2 separate regions of the Homo sapiens genome follow, and region 1 is linked to region 2. A link is a contact called in ENCODE Hi-C or POLR2A ChIA-PET data. All regions are on one chromosome and are shown on one strand. The core of a region is the stretch at or near the end of the contact, and the rest is flanking DNA. Distances in the headings are between cores, read along the strand shown. Region 1 overlaps ETV6 (ETS variant transcription factor 6). Region 2 has its middle 61 kb from the start of BCL2L14.

What was found. A loop is a pair of places that touch in the nucleus more often than their neighbours do. ChIA-PET counts read pairs that join two places held with the same protein, here RNA polymerase II (POLR2A). Pooled maps may share reads with other maps.
Region 1: a loop to region 2 is called in a map of heart right ventricle, with 2.3 times the contacts of the local background. The contact joins two enhancer-like sites. A Hi-C loop is called at or near these places in 4 of 168 maps with a recorded cell type or tissue (CD4-positive, alpha-beta memory T cell, heart right ventricle and naive thymus-derived CD4-positive, alpha-beta T cell), 1 of 37 single-sample maps with no recorded cell type and 8 of 50 pooled maps. POLR2A ChIA-PET finds 5 or more read pairs at or near these places in 8 of 52 experiments (CD8-positive, alpha-beta memory T cell, T-cell, activated B cell and 4 more).

Annotation. Positions count from the first base shown.
Region 1 is chr12:11,810,833-11,815,421 of GRCh38, forward strand. All of the region lies in intron 2 of ETV6 (ETS variant transcription factor 6), which reads left to right. Among named protein-coding and RNA genes, the nearest start is that of ETV6, 160 kb to the left of the region's middle. RefSeq lists an enhancer at 1,514-2,176 and silencers at 2,043-2,337, 3,563-3,857. Within about 2 kb of position 2,464, at least 29 of the 41 ENCODE cell types and tissues checked have a DNase peak (open chromatin) inside an H3K27ac peak, as active enhancers do; they include heart right ventricle, where a contact is called at or near this core.
Region 2 is chr12:12,007,713-12,012,731 of GRCh38, forward strand. No RefSeq gene overlaps it. Among named protein-coding and RNA genes, the nearest start is that of BCL2L14, 61 kb to the right of the region's middle. RefSeq lists enhancers at 1,641-2,521, 2,416-2,535, 2,522-3,402, 2,556-2,605, 3,766-3,915 and 3 more. Within about 2 kb of position 3,004, at least 21 of the 41 ENCODE cell types and tissues checked have a DNase peak (open chromatin) inside an H3K27ac peak, as active enhancers do; they include heart right ventricle, where a contact is called at or near this core.

The DNA.
Region 1 (4,589 bases), core at 1,214-3,713, 200 kb before region 2:
TCCAGCCTCACACTCTGCCTCTATTCCAAATATGACATCACTGAGCGATGGCCACCCACCTTCCCTTGGATACCTCTAACAATGGGAATCTCACTGTTTCACAGGCAGCTCTTTTTTTTTTAAACACCTCCAATTCCAATTTTTAAACACCTCCAATGTCCAGAAAGTTCTTTAAACTCTTAAATACATGACATTTATTAAAACAAAGCCTCAAACCACTTTCAGAGTGGTGGTACAGCAAATAATTGATTCTTTTCAGGGTTTTTCCCCCCTGTGTTTTTTGTCTTCTCTAACTCAAATCATTGCCCGGATATTGCTTATAACAGGAGCTCAGCCTCAACCAGTCTTTCTGCTTTTACCACATGCTCTAGTGGAATCTAGATTACCGGACTCATTTCGAATCTAACTAAAAATGAGAAATGCTCTGTTTATATAAAGCTTGGCAATCAATAGGAAAAGGAAAGGCTGTTTAGCAAAGGCCAGTGATAATTCCAAGAAGCAGTGTCTTTTGGAATATGCTATGGTGACCTGGCCACTGCAGCTATCTGCTTATCTGTCTGGTTTCAGATTTCCAGAAAGGACTCGCTGCCTTCGAAACACTTCCCAGCCCTTCCTTGGGTGCCTGGATTTCTACCATTAGCAGTTTACTCCTTGAGCATGGATTTTTGCAGAAAGACATGTAGACCAGGGAGATGGCTCATTAAGCTCTTGGTGGTCATTTCACCAGAGCATTTAGCATTTTTAAATCCCTTCCTGGATGCTTGTTTTAGTGATGATGGTGGTGGTGAGATGAAGCAGGGATGTGTAGATCATGAAGGGATGGGAAAGGGGATGATTTGGTTGGAACGAAGCAAAATAACATTTCTGAGTGCCTGCTAAGGTCCAGCACTTTTCACACGTAAAATTTTCACAACAATCCCTGTGAGTTGGGATCCAGTTTCTACAGATGAGGAAATGAAGACAGGAGACTAGATGACCTGACCAGGTCCTAGGCCAGTCAGGAACAGAGCTGGGATTTAAACCAGAGCTGCCTGGTCCAAAACCTGTGCTGGTCCTGCTATTTTATGACACCTAGAAGGGAAAAGGGCAGAGAACTGGAAAGCTGAGATGGAATCACCTACTTAAGAATTTTGCAGAAGGCTAACCCTGTCTAAAAGCATCGCTTTGCAATCAGACACATGTGGCAGTAAAAATGTCCCAATGCTAACTCATTTTAAGCCTTGGTTTTAGTCTACCTAAAATTTATAGAACACTGTAAAATATGCTACATGTAATAAGATATTTATTAGGAGTCTTCTTGCACTTGTTCAGAATGCTTTTTATTATGTTTCTGCTCATTATTGTAGATATTCTCCCATTTTGGAGAAATTGACCGCGTGCACACTCTTCACTGGAGTTTTGCACAAATCTTACCAGAAAACTGGTGAAGATCAGTCCTGAGGCCCCTTCCGCCTCTAATTCCTTGCAGTATTTTGGCTGTACTATGTGCTGTTACACTAGATCACAATAAGCAGCTGCCAGTTTCCTCACAGGTTCCCTTGGGGAAGGATATGGGAATAATTCTTAGGAACCCCCCACAAATTATAGCAACCAATGCAGTAAAACCCCTTTAGCTCACTCCTCCCCCTGTGCTCACTCACATACTCAAATATATTTAGTGCTTTCCTTCCTCTCACTCCGACACTTTTGGGAGAGCCCTGGGGGTGGTTGAGTACCTTGTCCTTGGGTGGATTTTCTTGTTTTCTGAGACTGGCTGCCATCAGACTTCGGGAGAGGATCTTACCAGAGGCGGGTCTCTTCTTCCCCCGCCACCGCCCTCAGTATTCTTTCACAGCCACCACAAAGCCACGCTTTCTCTGCTAAGTACACATTCCTAGGACTGTAACAAAAGGCTTCTGTGAGTTTGAAAGCTGCAGGGGAGGCTCCTGCGTGAAGGCCTAAGATTTAAAGGGTTTCATTTCTCCTGTGCTGGGGACTGTATTGAGTGCAGTTTGAAATCTGCTTCACCACCACAAGGGGAAATAGAAATCAGCCCTAAAGCTGCATGGAGACCCCGGCTGGTCTTTATCCTCATAGCTTAGTGATTTCCTGCCACCCAAGAGGCAGTGAGGGGCTCCCTGACATTCCGGAGGCCCCAGGAACCCTGGCTGCGGTGACCCGGTGCTGGGGAGGGAGTGCATGGGGTAGGCTCCTGGTTGTGAGCCTTCAGTTCGCCGGGATGTCTATGCTGTGCTGTGTGGCTACTTAGCCAAGGCTGTGCATGCCAGCCGGAGCCAACAGCTTCAGCAAACCTGCCCTCCGGGGAGAGTGGATTTCATTGTTTTCAAAGAGATACAGGAAATCAGAATTTTCCATCCTTCCATGGAGAGACTTGGATTGGACTGAGAAGAGAACCAGCATTAAAAAGGAAGTCTCCTTCCCTTTCTTCCCTGCCCCTCCTCACCCCAGCCCCAGCCCACCCGCCAGGGGCACACCCTCCCTCTGCCGGCCTTTGGGTGGAAACCTTCCTGCCTGCAGCACAGGCAGTGTGAACTGCGGGGCTGTCTGAGCAACCCAGCTCTTGCCTTTTCAGTAGCAGAGGTAATGTGGCCACGACTCAGAATTATGGGACCCCAGATGCTGAGGAAGTAAACTGACTTCTTTTCAGCTCACAGCAGACGCATAGACAACAGAGTAGATTTCATGTTCTAATGAAACAGTGTAGAAACTCTGTCCTTGGTGGCTCAGTACTGTGTGGTATGAGCCTCTGCCTCCCTCCCTCCCTCCCTCTTTCCTTCTCTTTTCCTCCCCCACCCCTTCACGGCCTGCCCTTTCCTGATTCTTCAGAACTGACAACTATAAATCCAGCCCAAATTCCTTTAAACAAAGGGTCACCAAGAGCACGACCTTGAAAAGACTTCTTGTGATATGCACTTGCAGAGTTGCATATTGTTCCTTGGATTTAGGACAGGCCAAAGAAATCTTCCACTTTATTTAAGAAGAGCCTGTGTGGTTCGAGGCCAGGGCCGTGGACATAGGATTAACCACAATAATAATACAATGAAGTACACATGCAAAATGAAAACTTAATAATGAAGAACTACTGATTTTTTCCAGGGAGTATCAAGCACTTCCTTGTAAATTCTTACAAGGCATGAATTATTTCCTAGAAATGATTTAGGCTCTTTTGGAAAAGTGCATTGATTCTTTTAACATCATAATTCCAGTTACGGTAAAACCTCCATTATCTGATTTTCTGTGAATTGCAAAGCTATTATTAACTGGTACATTTTATATTTTACCAGTACAGTGACAGCTGATATTTATAATGGTGACCCCAAAGTTCTGTAAAATGCCGAATTACCCACTCAGGAATCAAAGAAAGATTAAATTGTGTTAAATAGAGTTTTTCATGTTAAGTGTCTTATTTTATTCAGATCTTGTTTTAGAAAGTCCAAGTGTACATCCACCATAATTTTCGAGGGCAGTACCAACTTAAAATGTTTTATCTTTTCTTGGCTTTGTAAACAAAACCTTGTAAAAAAAAATTTTTTTTTTCAATACTTTGGGTTCAAACTACAGATCATTCGATCTCAAACCTGACAGGTAAACAAATTTTTTTTTCAGAGTAAGTATTGCAGACATGAAAGATCATAAATGTGTTCACCAAAGTGAGTGTGAGACAGATCACCCCAAACACTCTCCACTATTTCTCTATGATCTTAGCCCAGCTGTGTGTGTTGTGAGTCATGCCTGGGTCTGACACCAGCATTCAGAGGCTGGCATAGCTTAGCATCCACATCATAAAGGGCTCAGATCGATGGCTCTCCTTGTCAAGCTCTGCAGCCCTCTCTCAGGCTTTGTGAGATGTGGTTTGCATCATTTTCCTTTAAGGAAATGTTATGCAGAAACATAAATGCAGTATACAACGAGGAGGCTTTCACCAAGAAATTAAAAGGGTACAGATGTCTAGGAATGCAGGGGTTAAGACAAAAATGTACTGCAGGGAAAGAAATGTGAGCAGAATGCCCCTCTTTTCGCCTGCTTCTGCCTTGCATCCAGCCCTTCCCGGGGAGTGTGATGTGAACTGCCATCCAAGGTGGCTGTGGTACAGGGGCAGGGTCTGGGGGCTGCTTCTGCAGCTTCAGCGCAGAAAACCCAGAGCTCAGTCCCAGCAAAAGCCTAAAGGAGAAGGAAACAGAGGCCCTAACACAACAGAAAATGATGCACCCCACTTTCCTGTGGTTCATCAGTTCACATACTTCCCAGGAGAAGTCAAATCACGCCCCAGAATAGGATACCTACTTAGGACTTAGTGATGTTTTATAGTCATGTCGAAGAACCTTCACATCCATGGCCTCATTTGATCTCACAGCAAGATGGGCATGATTAAAAAAAAGAAGTTACTCCCACTTTCCAGATGAGAAAACAAATTCAAAGACAGTGAGTGCCTTAGCTGAGTCCTATCCAAGCAAGGCAGGGGGCAAAGCCAGGACTAAAACACAAGGTTCTAATTCCTTCTCCATGATTTCCTGATGCCCATCATACCCTAATAGAATAGGATCACCCTGCAAGGCAACTGGTCCACATGGAGAGTCCTCTTGGAGGAC
Region 2 (5,019 bases), core at 1,754-4,253:
GCATCATCCTCCATCCTGCTGCCCAGGACAAAAACCTGGAAATTCTCCTTGACTTTTCTCCCACTTTACTCCCCAAGTCTAATAGGCTCTAGGTCCTTATATCTCCCAAATCCACTCACCTCTTGCTATCCCCATAACCACTAACATAGTTCTGGAACCCACCACTGAAGCGTGTTCTAACTTCCTCCCGTCTGTCTTCCTTCCTGTCACTGAAAAACTGATGGCAGTCCTTCCTCTGCTTATACCTCTTCATCAGCTCCCTTCCACCATTAGAATAAGGCCCGAACTTCCTAACGTTGCTTCGATATCCGCATGAGCTGGCCTCTGGTCTCCTCTCCGGCTCTCACCAGGCTTCCCTGCCAGCTTTGTCCCGCCATACCAAACTACTTCCAGTCCCATACAAGTGCCTGTCTCCCTTTCACTCCTGGACTCAGAAAATTCATCTTGCTTTCTCTGGAAATCATCTTAACCTCACGCCCCTTACCCTTGGCCCCATCAGGCCAGATTCCCTGGGTTAATTCCTGTTCTTGAGACTTCGGCTGTGATGTTTCCTACTTCACAGCTCTTTCGGGGCTGGGTGAGCGGCCCTAACTTTGTGCTGCCGTAGCCACTTGCATTTGCCAAAACCAGAGCATATCATCCTCTGCATCATAGTGGGTTTTTTTTTTCCCACTTATCTGTCTCTCCATCTAGATCTGTGGTTCTCTACTCCCTGTAAAATAAATTAGAGTCATTGTTTTTTAAAAAAAATGCTAATGCCTATTAAACAAAAATCTCTTGAGGTGGATCTGGGCATCAGAGTTTTTTAAGTTTCCCCCAAATAATTCTAGTGGGCAGCCAGCGGTGGGCGCCACTGAGCCAGACGGTCTTTGTTGCCAGTGCACAGGGAACAATCCTCAGTGTCTGTTACACAAATGAGTCTCTGATCATTCCACTTTGGTCTGCAGGGCAAAAACTCTACAGAGAGGGCATGGAGAGGAAGAGATGGGTCTTGAAGAAGAAACTTGCACTAGGGAGGACCCACACCTCCCCCCTGACTCCAGCTCCCTCTGGTACAAAACCCCAAAGCTGAGCTGTGGGCCCAGCCCCACCCACATGCAACTCTGCGCTGTTGGAAAGGCTTGGAAGTCAAACAGCAATCTACTCCTCTTCATGGAGGCAAGGATAAATTTTCTTTTCAAAACACTTTAAATTTTATCACCTCTTCAGAACAAGTACATGAATGAATAAACTGAGGCTCCAAGAGACTGTGAGTGGCCCTCGCCTCAAATCTCTAGAGCAAGGCAGAGCAGAAATCAATACGTGACTCCCCAGGAGCAATTGGCCTCGTCCTGGGTGGCCTCTGCGCCCACCCTAACTCTCCTGCCTCCTAGAGCAGGCAGGGCTCGCCCCGAACCACCCTGCCTCCTAGTGCTGACAGAGGCACATCTGCAGGGTGAAGAATCTGCAGGCAGGATGCAGAGAGTGGGAGGAGGAGGACAATTTCGCACCTGAGTGATCCTTTTCATAAAAATGGGATCACGTTACTTCCTACTAAGAGAAGGGAAATGTTATCCGAGAATGTGGGGCTCTCATTCTCGGATATGAGAATGTCTCTGCCAACAATGCCTGGCCTGATCTTACCTACCCCACTTCACCAGGGGCACTCACAGCTAGAATCTGCTGAGAACCCTCAGGCTCTCAATGGGTGTGACTCATCTCTTCCTCTATTCCCTCTCTGTAGAGGTTTTGCCCTGCAGACCAAAGTAGAGCGATCAGAGACTCATTTGTGTAACAAACATTAAGGGTTGTTCCCTGGGCACTGGCAACAAAGGCCAACCCGGCTGGCTCTCTGAGCTCAAGAAATCACAGCATGGCTCAGCGGTGCTCATTGCTGGCTGCCCACTAGAACTATTTGAAGAAACATAAAACTCTGATGCCCAGACCCACCTCAAGGGTTTTGTTTTGTTTTGTTTGTTTTTTGAGACAGAGTCTTGCTCTGTCACCCAGGCTGGAGTGCAGTGGTGTCATCTCAGCTCACTACAACCTCTGCCTCCCAGGTTCAAGGACTCCTCCCACCTCAGCCTCCCAAATAGCTAGGATTACAGGCACACACCACCATGCCTGGCTAATTTTTTGTATTTTTAGTAGAGACAGGATTTCACCATGTTGGCCAGGCTAGTCTTGAACTCCTGACCTCAAGTGATCTGCCCGCCTTGGCCTTTCAGAGTGCTGGGATTACAGGTGTGAGCTACCGCACCCAGCCAAGAGATTGTTTAATCAGCAAAAGGCTGGGCAGGGCAGTGGGGCCTAGGGCGGCACTTGCTATCAGATGTCTGGAGGGCAGGGTTGGCTTTGGCCATAGATGGACCTCGGTTCAAATCCTGGCTGGCCATACCACTTACCAGCTCTAGACCTAGAGCAGGTTAACATCATGAATCTAAACTACTTACCACTTAACAAAGTGAGTGACTATCTATAACTGTTGCCGTTGTTACAAGAAATCCACTTAGTAACTGCACTGAAAGCCCCTCATCCCCAAAAGGCAAGAAATGGGGAACAACCGGGTGACTAAGGAAAACTGCAAGTGAAAGCAGCTGTAATTTCTCTCGCTGTGGTTTGCGGTGCTCAACACTCTTGCTTGGCTGGTTGTCTTGGAGGGTTAATGAGGTCTCTGCTGAGTGTCCTCAGCTTAGCAATGGGCAGTGGGGCTCTGTTCACAGTCTCATCCCGGCCACGTGGCCTCCCGGGTTCAGACACCCTAGGCTGATGCTGTGGTTCCATGTGCCTGAACACGAGCATCCGAACTCATTTCCGGCCTGCCTGTCCCCCCATGCAACGGCTCCTGAAAAAGGGGAACCAAATGCTGCCCATTTCACCCCCATCAATAGCTGACAACGCCTGGGTTCCTGCTCTCCTGACATTCCCACTCATTGTCGTCAGTGGAGCGAGCAGGCAGAGGGGAAGTGAGCTGCCTATCAGCCCCTGCAATCAGAAAAAGAGCCGGGTGCCTTTAAGACGAAGGTGGTGGGCAGCCATCCATCTTCCCTAAACACACACTCGCCTTGTTCTTCCATTTCTGGCTGAGTGATAAAAACGTTAAATGTCATTTCCTGTATCAGTGGTTAACCACTAGATGCTGGATCAGAGATTTACCAGAAGTGCTGAAGTTATGGAAAAAAAATAAATAAACCTGCTGTTTTCAATAACCCTTTCTTGCACCCTGTGGGAACTATGTAACCTCTGGGGAGGGGGCTGCGAGGGGGTCGCTGGATTTGACTTGGGCAACACACTTAGGACTAGATTTACCAAATGCTTTCTTATGCTTCATATAGGAAGTGAAGAGAGACAAAATGTAACCATCCTATACCTGTCCCCAAGTGCGCGTGTGTGTGTGTGTGTGTGTGTGTGTGTGTGTGTGTGTGTGTGTGTAGAAACGCTGGGAAAAGCAGGAGGAAAAATCATCCACGTGCCTTCTTTGCCCACCTCTCTCAGGATATCTTGCAGTCATTTTGGTTTTATTGACCCAGGGTTTTTGCAGAGGACAGTTGCCCTGACTATTCGATTCCCTCAGCTTCCTGCAACAATCAATGTCCTCCAGTGACAAGAAGGCTTCCTGGGGGAAAACATGCTCCCAGGAAACTCCTGAGAGGTGGAGAGCCCAGCTCAATCCTTTGTTGTGTCCTCTTCTTCTTTCAGTTGCTCCATTAAATTAATCAAGAGCTCAGAAAAGGGAAGGCCTGGCTTAGCCCCCAAGGAGAGGTGACTGGACCGACTGCAGCCTGCCCACAGCTGTACTCCAAGCCCAGCCATGCGCTTCTGACCTGAGGTCAACTCCCCACATACAGCTGCCCTGGGCTCCTCCCTGCGGCCTCCCAGGCACTCCCCTCAGTCTGGACATATAAGACTTAGGAGCTGCACTTTGTTCTAGCAATTCCATTTCCTTCCCAGTGCCAGTTGGGATGTGCTGTGCACACCAAGTGCCCCTAGCTCCTCACCTACCTCTGGGATCACTGACAGTCCTGCTTTACCTGGGACCGAAGGGATTCATGGGGCGGCCGGGGCGGGGGAGGGAGGACTTTTGTTTCTAAAACTGGGAAAGTCCCAGGCAAACCGAAATGAATTGGTCACCCCCGCAACAGATACAATGGTTTGCATAGGCACTTGCACGTTCTATGTCAGAACGGTGGCCAAGAAATAAAAAATAATAAATATGATTTAAAAACCAGAAAATAATTTTTAAAAAATTTAATAAACATAAGATAATTTTTTTAATAAAATTAAAAAAAAAAAGAAACTGGCCAAACTTGAGAACAGATCTAGCCAGGGTACTGAGAACTGCAGACGGCATTGCATGGTATAAGAGTTCCCTGGGGAGATAGGACGGAGCGCATCACAGATCTCCCACTGCACCTGGCGCATACCTAGAAGTCATCCTCTCTCAATTCAATAGTTACTAGAGGAGATCTGAAATCAAAGTCAGAATCAGAAGGGAAAAGAGCATGGGAAAACGTACATTCCACTAAATCTCTTGTAGGCCTCTGAAACTGAAACTTCTTTTTCCTTCCTCGCGCCCTTGAGTACCAACACCATCAGCCCCCCTGGTGCCCAGGACACAAAGATTCGAGAGATGCATTGCTCTTTACTCTGCCTCGCTCCCACTTCATTTTATTATTATACCTAGACCTGATTTCCTGCCACCTAGGATCTCTCCTCTCCACTTCCACTTCTATGACTATCCTTCCGCTGTCTCTGCCCTCAAAGACTGGCCTCCATCCTCTCCAACCTCAATTTCATCTGCTCCCTGGCATGTTAGATGCTCCCTACTTTTTCAAATTATATTCGAGAAGTGTTTATTGAATACCTAGATCAGAAGGATGCCAGAGAGGTCGCACCCGGATTTCATATGGCATTGGACATTTCTCATGGATGCCTTTTTGAATGACACCATCTGTAACATCTTACTGACTGAGAAAACCTCCTGGACACTGCCAGCAAAGCTGGGCATGGCCTCCCTTGCTTCCTGGTGCAAATTGCCAC